2 separate regions of the Homo sapiens genome follow, and region 1 is linked to region 2. The links are chromatin loops, found by intact Hi-C in ENCODE. Cell type or tissue: adrenal gland. All regions are shown on one strand. Links, peaks and the distances in the headings refer to the core of each region. The heading gives the core; the rest is flanking DNA. Region 1 overlaps SARS2 (seryl-tRNA synthetase 2, mitochondrial). Region 2 overlaps EIF3K (eukaryotic translation initiation factor 3 subunit K).

The links. Hi-C counts contacts between places; a loop is a spot of excess contacts. Peaks named below come from ENCODE experiments on the same cell type or tissue, not always from the same donor. Only the 100,000 strongest peaks of a DNase experiment are listed, where the experiment ranks them.
Region 1: a loop joins it to region 2, with 2.5 times the contacts of the local background. A loop is called at or near these places in 10 of 110 quality-filtered maps.

Annotation. Positions count from the first base shown.
Region 1 is chr19:38,912,780-38,917,126 of GRCh38, forward strand. It overlaps SARS2 (seryl-tRNA synthetase 2, mitochondrial), which reads right to left. Exons shown (of 16, transcript NM_017827.4): 13 at 3,442-3,535; 14 at 3,258-3,350; 15 at 3,062-3,127; 16 at 2,487-2,970. The coding sequence ends at 2,827. Among named protein-coding and RNA genes, the nearest start is that of CCER2, 2.8 kb to the left of the region's middle. RefSeq lists an enhancer at 1-258. In adrenal gland, for the core only: no CTCF peak of the experiment used is centred there; no DNase peak of the experiment used is centred there.
Region 2 is chr19:38,622,693-38,627,075 of GRCh38, forward strand. It overlaps EIF3K (eukaryotic translation initiation factor 3 subunit K), which reads left to right. Exons shown (of 8, transcript NM_013234.4): 3 at 1,385-1,505; 4 at 3,336-3,410. Among named protein-coding and RNA genes, the nearest start is that of EIF3K, 5.7 kb to the left of the region's middle. RefSeq lists enhancers at 1-388, 1,035-1,536. In adrenal gland, for the core only: no CTCF peak of the experiment used is centred there; no DNase peak of the experiment used is centred there.

The sequences.
Region 1 (4,347 bases), core at 348-4,347, 290 kb after region 2:
CACTCACAGATGGTCCCCAGGCAACTCCTTCCCTTCCTGGGCCTGTTTTCTCACAGGGTCTTGTTACAGGCTGGAGTGCAGTGCCTCAAACTCTCACACAAGGGATCCTCCTGCCTCAGCCTCCAGATCAGTTGGGACTGCAGGCTTGCATTATCATGCCACAGTAATTTTTTTCATTTTTTGTAGAGAGGGGTTCTTGCTATGTTGCCTAGACTGGTCTGAAACTCCTGACCTCAAATGATCCGCCCACTTGGGCCTCCTGAAGTGCTGGGACTACAGGCGTGGGTGAGCCACTATGCTTGGCTGAGAGTGGGTCTCATAAACCCGCTTCCTCAGAGGCTGCAGTTGGCTTCTGGCCTAAGCCCCAGCTCCACCACGTGCCAGCTGTGCAGCCCAGGATAACCGCTTAACTTCTCTAAGACCTGTTTCCTCACTGTAAATAGGGTTGGTGACAACCTACTCTACAGTTGGACAGTGAGGATTAAATAGTTGTGTGTACAGTGTTTAGGGAAGTGCCTGGTACTGGGAACGGCACACGTCCAAGCATCTTCAGTGCAGTAATTTTTGTTGAGCATCTACTACATGCCAGGTCCTCTTTTAGACCTGAGGCTACAGCCCTGAGCCAATGGGTGGATACCTCTGCCCTCCTGGAGCTGGTATTTGACACACATCAATACATATTAAGGAAAGAAGGCAGAAATGCATCAAAAATATAGTATCTCAGGCTGGGCGTGGTGGCTCATGCCTGTAATCCCAGCACTTTGGGAGGCCAAGGCAGGTGCATTACCTGAGGTCAGGAGTTCAAGACCAGCCTGGTCAACATGGCGAAACCCTGCCTCTACTAAAAATACAAAAAATTAGCCGGACATGGTGGCACCTCCCTGTAATCCCAGCTATGCGGGAGGCTGAGGCAAAAGAATCTCTCAGAGGTTGCAGTGAGCCGAGATCACACCACTGCACTCCAGCCTGGGACAGTGAGACTCCATCTCAAAAAAAAAAAAAAAAAAAAAAAAAAGTATCTCAGATGTAGGTACTGAGTGCTGGGGGGGTTTTACTGTGGTCACGGAAGACTTCTTGGAAGAGGTGACATTTGAGCTAAGGCCTGAGTGACAAGATGGAGGCCAGCACACACCATCTAGGGGAGAGACAGCCAGAGAGGGAGACTCACCAATGTAAGTGCACGAGTCAGGAAGGAGTTTGGAGAGTTTCAATGTCAAGGCGGGTCGGGTGGACCAAACAAGACAGAAAGATGGGCTGAAGAGGAAGGTGGAGCAGCTCAGGTGGGGTCTTAGGGGCCTCGATGACCACTTTACCCTTTTACTCTGAGACGAAGCCACAGGAGACCTCTGAGCAGGGGTGGGACACCCAGCTGAGGTGCTCACAGGTCCCTCTGGCTGTGTGGCGAGGATGGAGAACAGGGAGCCAGTGAAGAGGCTTCCAGGGTTAACCAAAGGGGAGGGATCGGGGAGCAGGGCCCAGGTGGGGTCAGGGAGGAGAGAACAGTAGGCAGAGTCTGGAAATCTTTTTTGAGACAGAGTCTCGCTCTGTCACCCAGGCTGGAGTGTAGTAGTGTGATCCCAGCTCACTGCAACCTCTGCCTCCCGGGTTCAAGAATTCTGCCTCAGCCTCCCAAGCAGCTGGGATTACAGGTGCCCGCCACCACACCCAGCTCTTTTTTTTTTTAGATGGAGTCTCGCACTGTAGCCCATGCTGGAGTGCAGTGGCGCGATCTCCACTCACCACAACCTCCGCCTCCCAGGTTCAAGTGATTCTCCTGCCTCAGCCTCCCGAGTAGCTGGGATTACAAGCGTGCGCCACCACGCCCAGCTAATTTTTGTATTTTTAGTAGAGATGGGGTTTCACCATGTTGGCCAGGCTGGTCTTGAACTGACCTCAGGTGATCCGCCTGCCTTAGCCTCCCAAAGTGCTGGGATTACAGGCGTGAGCCACTGTACCTGGCCAGATTCTGGAAATATTCTGAAGGCGGTGTTGCCAGGGTTGCTAATGAAGTGGAGTGGATATGAGATAAAAGTCGAGGCTAACCCGAAGGGCTGTGGCCTGGGCAGCCGGGAGAATGTGCTGGGATGGGCATGCCTGAGGAGGAGCAGGTGCAGGCCAAGTGATCAGAGGACCAGGTAGCTTCCCTGAGTTTGGGATGCCCACTGGGCCCCTACCTGGAGCTGCAGAAGGGACAGCTGCATGGGGAGCTGGGGACTGAGGGGTGAGGCTGGGGCTGGGGTCAGCTCGAAGGAACCCTCAGAGGGTGACTCTGTTCTGGCTTGTCCCAGAGGAAGGGGAGAGAATTCAGCATCCTCTCAGCAACCCTGGTGGCCCCAGGCCAGCCTCCATGTGCACTGGGGGGTGGCTAGGCACTTCCAGCCATGGTCTTTGCAGCCACAGACCCTTTGAGGATAGTGCCTCCAAGCGGCTGCTCAGCAGCTCCTAGAGAGCCAGGCATCTCCCTTGTTCACAGATCCACAGAGGCCTTTGTCCTGACCATTTATTGGGGACTTTTTGCTCAGCACTGTAGGAGGAAAGAAGGAAGGAGGGATGGAAGCCTCTTCCTCTGCTTCTCCTGTCCCTAGAACCGTAAAGCCCAGACGTCCTGCTTCCCACTGGGACCCTCAATGATAACAGGGTCAGTGACTGACTCTGAGGCAGCAAGGACAGAGGAGAGGTGGACCCCGTGGTCCAGGGGCCCGGGCGTGGAGCTGACAGGAAGAACACAGATGTCAGGACGGGCTCAGCAACACAGGTCCCAGGTGTCCGGGGTCTCCTGAACTCCAGGAAGCAGTGACACCCCCGAGGGCTGCTGTGGGTGGGTTCTTAGCTTACAGCAGGCTGGCCAGGCAGCCCAGGCTTCCGGGGCTGGTTGGGGCCGATGTACTGGAGAGGCACGTGGGTAGGGGCTGTGATCCGATCAGTGCCGAGGTAGGACTGGAGGGCAGGGGGCACGAGCACTGAGCCGTCCTGGGGACAGAGCAGACCTCAGGACACTGCAGATGCCCCAGCCCTCCCCGGCGCTGAGCTGCCTCTCTGGGTGGGCCCCTCAGCCCCTCACCTTCTGCTGGTTACTCTCCAGGAGCGCGATGAGAAGGCGGGGGACAGCACAGGCGGTGGCGTTCACCTGTGAGACAGCCATGCTCGGAACTGGCGCCCACCCCAAGCTGAGCCCGGGGAGGAGCCAAGGTGGGTGGGTCTAGGGCGGCAGAGGCTGCGGGCGAGGGCACGCGGGCAGGAGGCTGTGCGGGCCTCACCGTGTGGGCAAACTGCAGCTCCCCAGCCTCGGTCTGGAACATGATGTGGAGGCGGCGGCTCTGGAAGTCTGTGCAGTTGGAAGCACTGGTGACCTGGGGTGGAGGAGCGGCAGGCTGAGCGGATCAGGGATGGGGGGCAGGCCTGTCCTCCTGCCCACCCCGTCCCCAGCGGCACAGGGCTCACCTCTCCAAAGCGGCCTCGGCCTGGCATCCAGGCCTCAATGTCAAACTTGCGGTAGGCGGGGAGGCCCAGTTCTTGGGTGGGCATATCCAGGACCCTGCGGTCAAGGACGAAGGTGTGGGGAAGGTCAGCGGGTGAGAGGAGGAGCAAGAGGAACAAATGGAAACGATGGAAGAGAAGGCAGCCAAAAAGCAGGAAAAAGCCCAGGAGTTTGAGACCAGCCTGGGCAACATAAGGAGACCTCATCTACTCCAAAAAAACAAACAAAAAAAAGGAGACGATAGTGCCAAAGGAGAGAGTTGTGAGGCCAGGGGTGGTTATGGAGAAGGTGGTACATGGAGGGGGAAGCACAAAAGAGGTTGATGGGAGGGGAAAAAGGCACGTGGCAGGGTCCACCGGCTCTTCACAGTGGCCATTCACACATTTGCACCTTCTAGGCACCCTCGGTTTTTTTTTTTTTTTTGAGACGGAGTCTGGCTCTGTTGCCCAGGCTGGAGAGCAGTGGCGCGATCTCGGCTCACTGCAACCTCCACCTTCAGGGTTCAAGTGATTCTCCTGTCTCAGCCTCCTGAGTAGATGGGATTACAGGTGTGTGCCACCATGCCCGGCTGATTTTTATATTTTTAGTATAGATGGGGTTTCACCATGTTGGCCAGGCTGGTCTTGAACTCCTGACCTCAGGTGATCCGCCTGTCCCGGCCTCCCAAAGTGCTGGGATTGTAGGTGTGAGCCACCGTGCCTGGCCTTTATTTTTTTTTTTTAGAGACAGGGTCTCACTCTGTTGCCCCAGGCTAGAGTGCAGTGGCATGATCACAGCTCATTGTAGCCTCCACCTCCTGGGTTCAAGCAATTCTCCTGCCTCAGTCTCCCAAGTAGCTGGGACCACAGGTGTGTGCCACCATACCCGGC
Region 2 (4,383 bases), core at 146-4,145:
ACGCTATGGGAGACGAGTTTATTTCACCTCTGCAATCTCGACTATAAGAGACAGGTACGCCCCGGGGGGCCCGTTCAGAGACCTACCCCTAGGTGCGCATTCTCTTTCTCAGGGACGTTCCATGCTGAGAAAAAGAATTCAGCGATATTTCTCCCATTTGCTTTTGAAAGAAGAGAAATATGGCTCTGTTCTGCCCGGCTCACCGGCAGTCAGAGTTTAAGGTTCTCTCTCTCATTCCCGGAACAATTGCTGTTATCCTGTTCTTTTTCCAGGGTGCCCACATTTCATATTGCTCAAACACACATGTTGTGCAATTTTTGTAGTTAACGCAATTATTACAGGGTCCTGGAACGATATACATCCTCCTCAACTGACAGGATTAAGAGATTAAAGTAAAGACAGGCATAGGAAATCACAAGGGTATTGATTGGGGAAGTGATAAGTGTCCATGAAATCTTTACAATTTATGTTTAGAGATTGCAGTAAAGACAGGCATAAGAAATTACAAAAGTATTAATTTGGGGAACTAATAAATGTCCATAAAATCTTCACAATCCACGTTCTTCTGTCATGGCTTCAGCCGGTCCCTCCGTTTGGGGTCCCTGACTTCCCGCAACAGGTACGCACCACCATACCCAGCTAATTTTTGTATTTTTAGTAGAGACAGGGTTTTGCCATGTTAGCCAGGCTGGTCTCGAACTCCTGACCTCAGGTGATCCACCCGCCTTGGCCTCCCAAAGTGCTGGGATTACAGGCGTGAGCCACTGCACCCAGCCTAATTTTTGTATTTTTAGTAGAGACGGGGCTTTGTCATGTTGGCCAGGCTGGTCTCGAACTCCTGATCTCAGGTGATCCGCCCATCTCGGCCTCCCAAAGTGCTGGGATTACAGGCTTGAGCCACCCACCTACCCACCCCCACCGCCACCTTCTGTTGTCCTCTTTTGCAAGGGAGGAAACCGTCAGCCCCTCAGTTTCCTTTCTCTGCTCCTCAGCCTTTCAGTGCCTCTTAATCTCTCTCTTCTCTGCTCCTCGTGTCATAAATAAGCAGTCCAAGGTCACTCAGCAGGGAAGTTTAAACCGAGGCAGTCTGGCTCTGGTTCCTTAGCCACTACTCCAGACCACTGCTGCTGTTCTCATTTGTTTATAAATCACTTAGCAGTGTCTGCCCCATTGGGTAGTTGTGAGCATTAACTGTCCCTGTTCACAGAGGAGAAAGGTAGGCTCAGGGAGGTGAAGGTTACACAGCTGGGAAGCACTGGGACTGGGATTGGAACCCAGGCATGTCCAATTCCCAAACTCCAGAATAAAGCAGCTGCCTGGCACCTGGTGAGGATTGGGGACTTGGAGGTGCCACTGTGGCCACGTCTCTTGTTCTTTTTCTTAGGTACCAGTTCAACCCAGCCTTCTTTCAGACCACGGTCACCGCCCAGATCCTGCTGAAGGCCCTCACCAACTTGCCGCACACAGACTTCACCCTGTGCAAGTGCATGATCGACCAGGCACATGTATCCTTCCAGCACTGGGGCCGGGGGGTGTGTGGGAAGGGGTCAGAGTCAAGGTGCATGAATTCCCAGGGAGATGGTCTGTGGGTGTATCCACAAACAACAAGTGCCTGCTCTGGTCCAGCGTGGCAAGGTGCTGGACAGTGCTGGGACACTGGTGACTGAGACAGTCCTGGGCCCTGTCTTCACAAAGTTGTCGCAGTCCAGTGAAGAGTCAGTGATAGACTGGAGTGGTCAGGGTTGGGTTACAAGAGTCACAGCAGCCGGGCACAATGACTCAGGCCTCTAATCCCGGCACTTTGAGAGGTCAAGGTGGGTGGATCACCTGAGGTCAGGAGTTCGAGACCAGCCTGGCCAACATGGCGAAACCCCATCTCTATTAAAATACAAAAAATTAGCCAGGCACAGTGGCACACACCTATAGTCCCAGTTACTCAGGAGGCTGAGGCAGGAGGATCACTTGAAGCTGGGAGATGGAGGTTGCAGTGAGCCGAGATTGCGCCACTGCACTCCACCCTGGGTGACACAGTGAGACTCTGTCTCAAAAAAAAAAAGAAGAGCCAGAGTAGGCACCTGACCATTTGGGTGGGGGAATATGTGGACATGAACACAGCCATCTGTATTTACATTCTATAGAACAATGTCTGGAAAGGTGGAAAGGTACCCAAGAATTGGAAATGACTGTTACCTCCCAGGAAGGATGGCTGTGAGACAGGGAAGGGAAGACCTATTTTGCCACTGTTCACTCTTCTGTATTTTTAACTAGAAACTATAAACCAGGGCCTCCTGGAGGAGGGAACATCTAAAACATAACGAGTTAGGTGGAGGGGTAGGCAAAGGTGATCCAGGCAGAGAGGACACTCATGGGCTAAAGGAAGCAGAGCTCGGTGCTGTCTTTCAGGAATGGTAGAGGAAGCCTGACATAGGAATGATTTAAGGTGGGTTTTTTTTTGTTGTTGTTTTATTTTATTTATTTTATTTTTTTTTTGAGACGGAGCCTTGCTCTGTCACCCAGTCTGGAGTGCAGTGGCGTGATCTCGGCTTCCTGCAACTTCCACCTCCCAGGTTCAAGCTATTCTGTCTCAGCCTCCTGAGCAGCTGGGACCACAGGTGCATGCATGCTACCACGCCCAGCTAATTTTTGTATTTTTAGTAGAGACGGGGTTTTGCTATGTTGGCCAGGCTGCTCTCGAACTCCTGACCTCAGGTGATCCACCCGCCTCAGCCTCCCAAAGTGATAGGATTACAGATGTGAGCCACCGTGCCCAGCCTATAGGTTTTATTTTATTAGTAATAATAGTAGGGTTTTTTTGTTAATATTTTCTTTTTTTTTGAGATGGAGTCTTGCTCTGTCATCCAGGCTGGCGTGCAAAGGCGTGATCTTGGCTCACTACAACCTCCTCCTCCCGGGTTCAAGTGATTCTCCTGCCTCAGCCTCCCAAGTAGCTGGGACTATAGGCACGTGCCACCACACCCAGCTGCTTTTCGTATGTTTAGTAGAGATGGGGTTTCGCTATGTTGGCCAGGCTGGTGTCGAACTCCTGACCTCAGGTGATCCACCCGCCTTGGCCTCCCAAAGTGCCAGGATTACAGGCGTGAGCCACCAGGACTGGCATGTCATTTCTCATCTTTTGCCATTACAAACAGTCCTGCAGCCAACATCCTTTCTCCTGCATACACCTGCAGGAGAAATAAGCTGGCTTCCTTTTCCAGCTGTTTTTCTGAGCTGAAGCTTTGGAAGAAAGCAGCCAGAAGAAGGTAGGTGGGGAGGGGTGATCTGGGGTCCAACCTTACGCTCCGAGGCCAGTTTTCCTTAATGCTTCCTCCTCCCAGCAAGAAGAACGGCCAATCCGACAGATTTTGTACCTCGGGGACCTGCTGGAGACCTGCCATTTCCAGGCCTTCTGGGTAACTTCCCTGGGGTCCAGGGGCAGGGGAGATGGCAGGGCCATGTGGAGCTGAGTGCTAAAAGTAACAACGGTGCACACTGACTGGCTTCCTGCTTTGGCGGTGGGCCCAGTGCTCTGCATGTGTGTGTTTGTGGAATTATCATCCTCTCGCGGAGCAGGTACTCACAGGTCATCCCCGTGCCCACAGGCTGAGGCCGACCCTTTCCCCTTTCTCCCATCTTTCCACTGAGCCCTCTAGTACACACCGTTGATCAGAAGTCCTCCAGTGGCTGGGTGTAGTGACTCACCCCCGTGATTCCAGTACTTGTGGAGGCCAAGGTGGGAGGATTGCTTGAGGCCAGGAGTTCCAGACCAGCCTGAGCAACATAGTGAAACTTCATCTCTACAAAATTGAAAATTAATTGGGTGTGGTGGCATGTGCCTGTACTCCCAGCTACCCAGGAGGCTAAGGTGGGAGGATCGCTTGAGGCTGCGAGTGAGCCGTGATCACACCACTGCACTCCAGCCTGGGCAACAGAGCAAGACCCTGTCTCAAGAAAGAGAAATTCTCCGTCTCTTCTACCTGTCTGACATGCTCTGCCCTTCTTGCTCTAACTGGAACCTGGCCCCCCACTTCTGCAGCCCCCTAAGTGGGAGGCTAGATCACCTCCTGGCTCCTATCTCTTCTGATACCCTCAGTCTTTTTTGTTGTTTTTTGTTTGTTTGTTTTTTGGTTTTTTTGAGATGGAGTCTCACGCCATTGCCTAGGCTGTAGTACAGTGGCACGATCTTGGCTCACTGCAACCTCTGCTTCCCGGGTTCAAGTGATTCTCCTGTCTCCCGAGTAGCTAGTACTACAGGCACACGCCATCATGCCCAACTAAATTTTATATGTATTTTTTATTTTATTTTGTTTTATTTTTGAGACAGAGTCTCAGTCTTGCCCAGGCTGGAGTGCAGTGGCGCGATCTTGGCTTACTGCAACTGCCGCC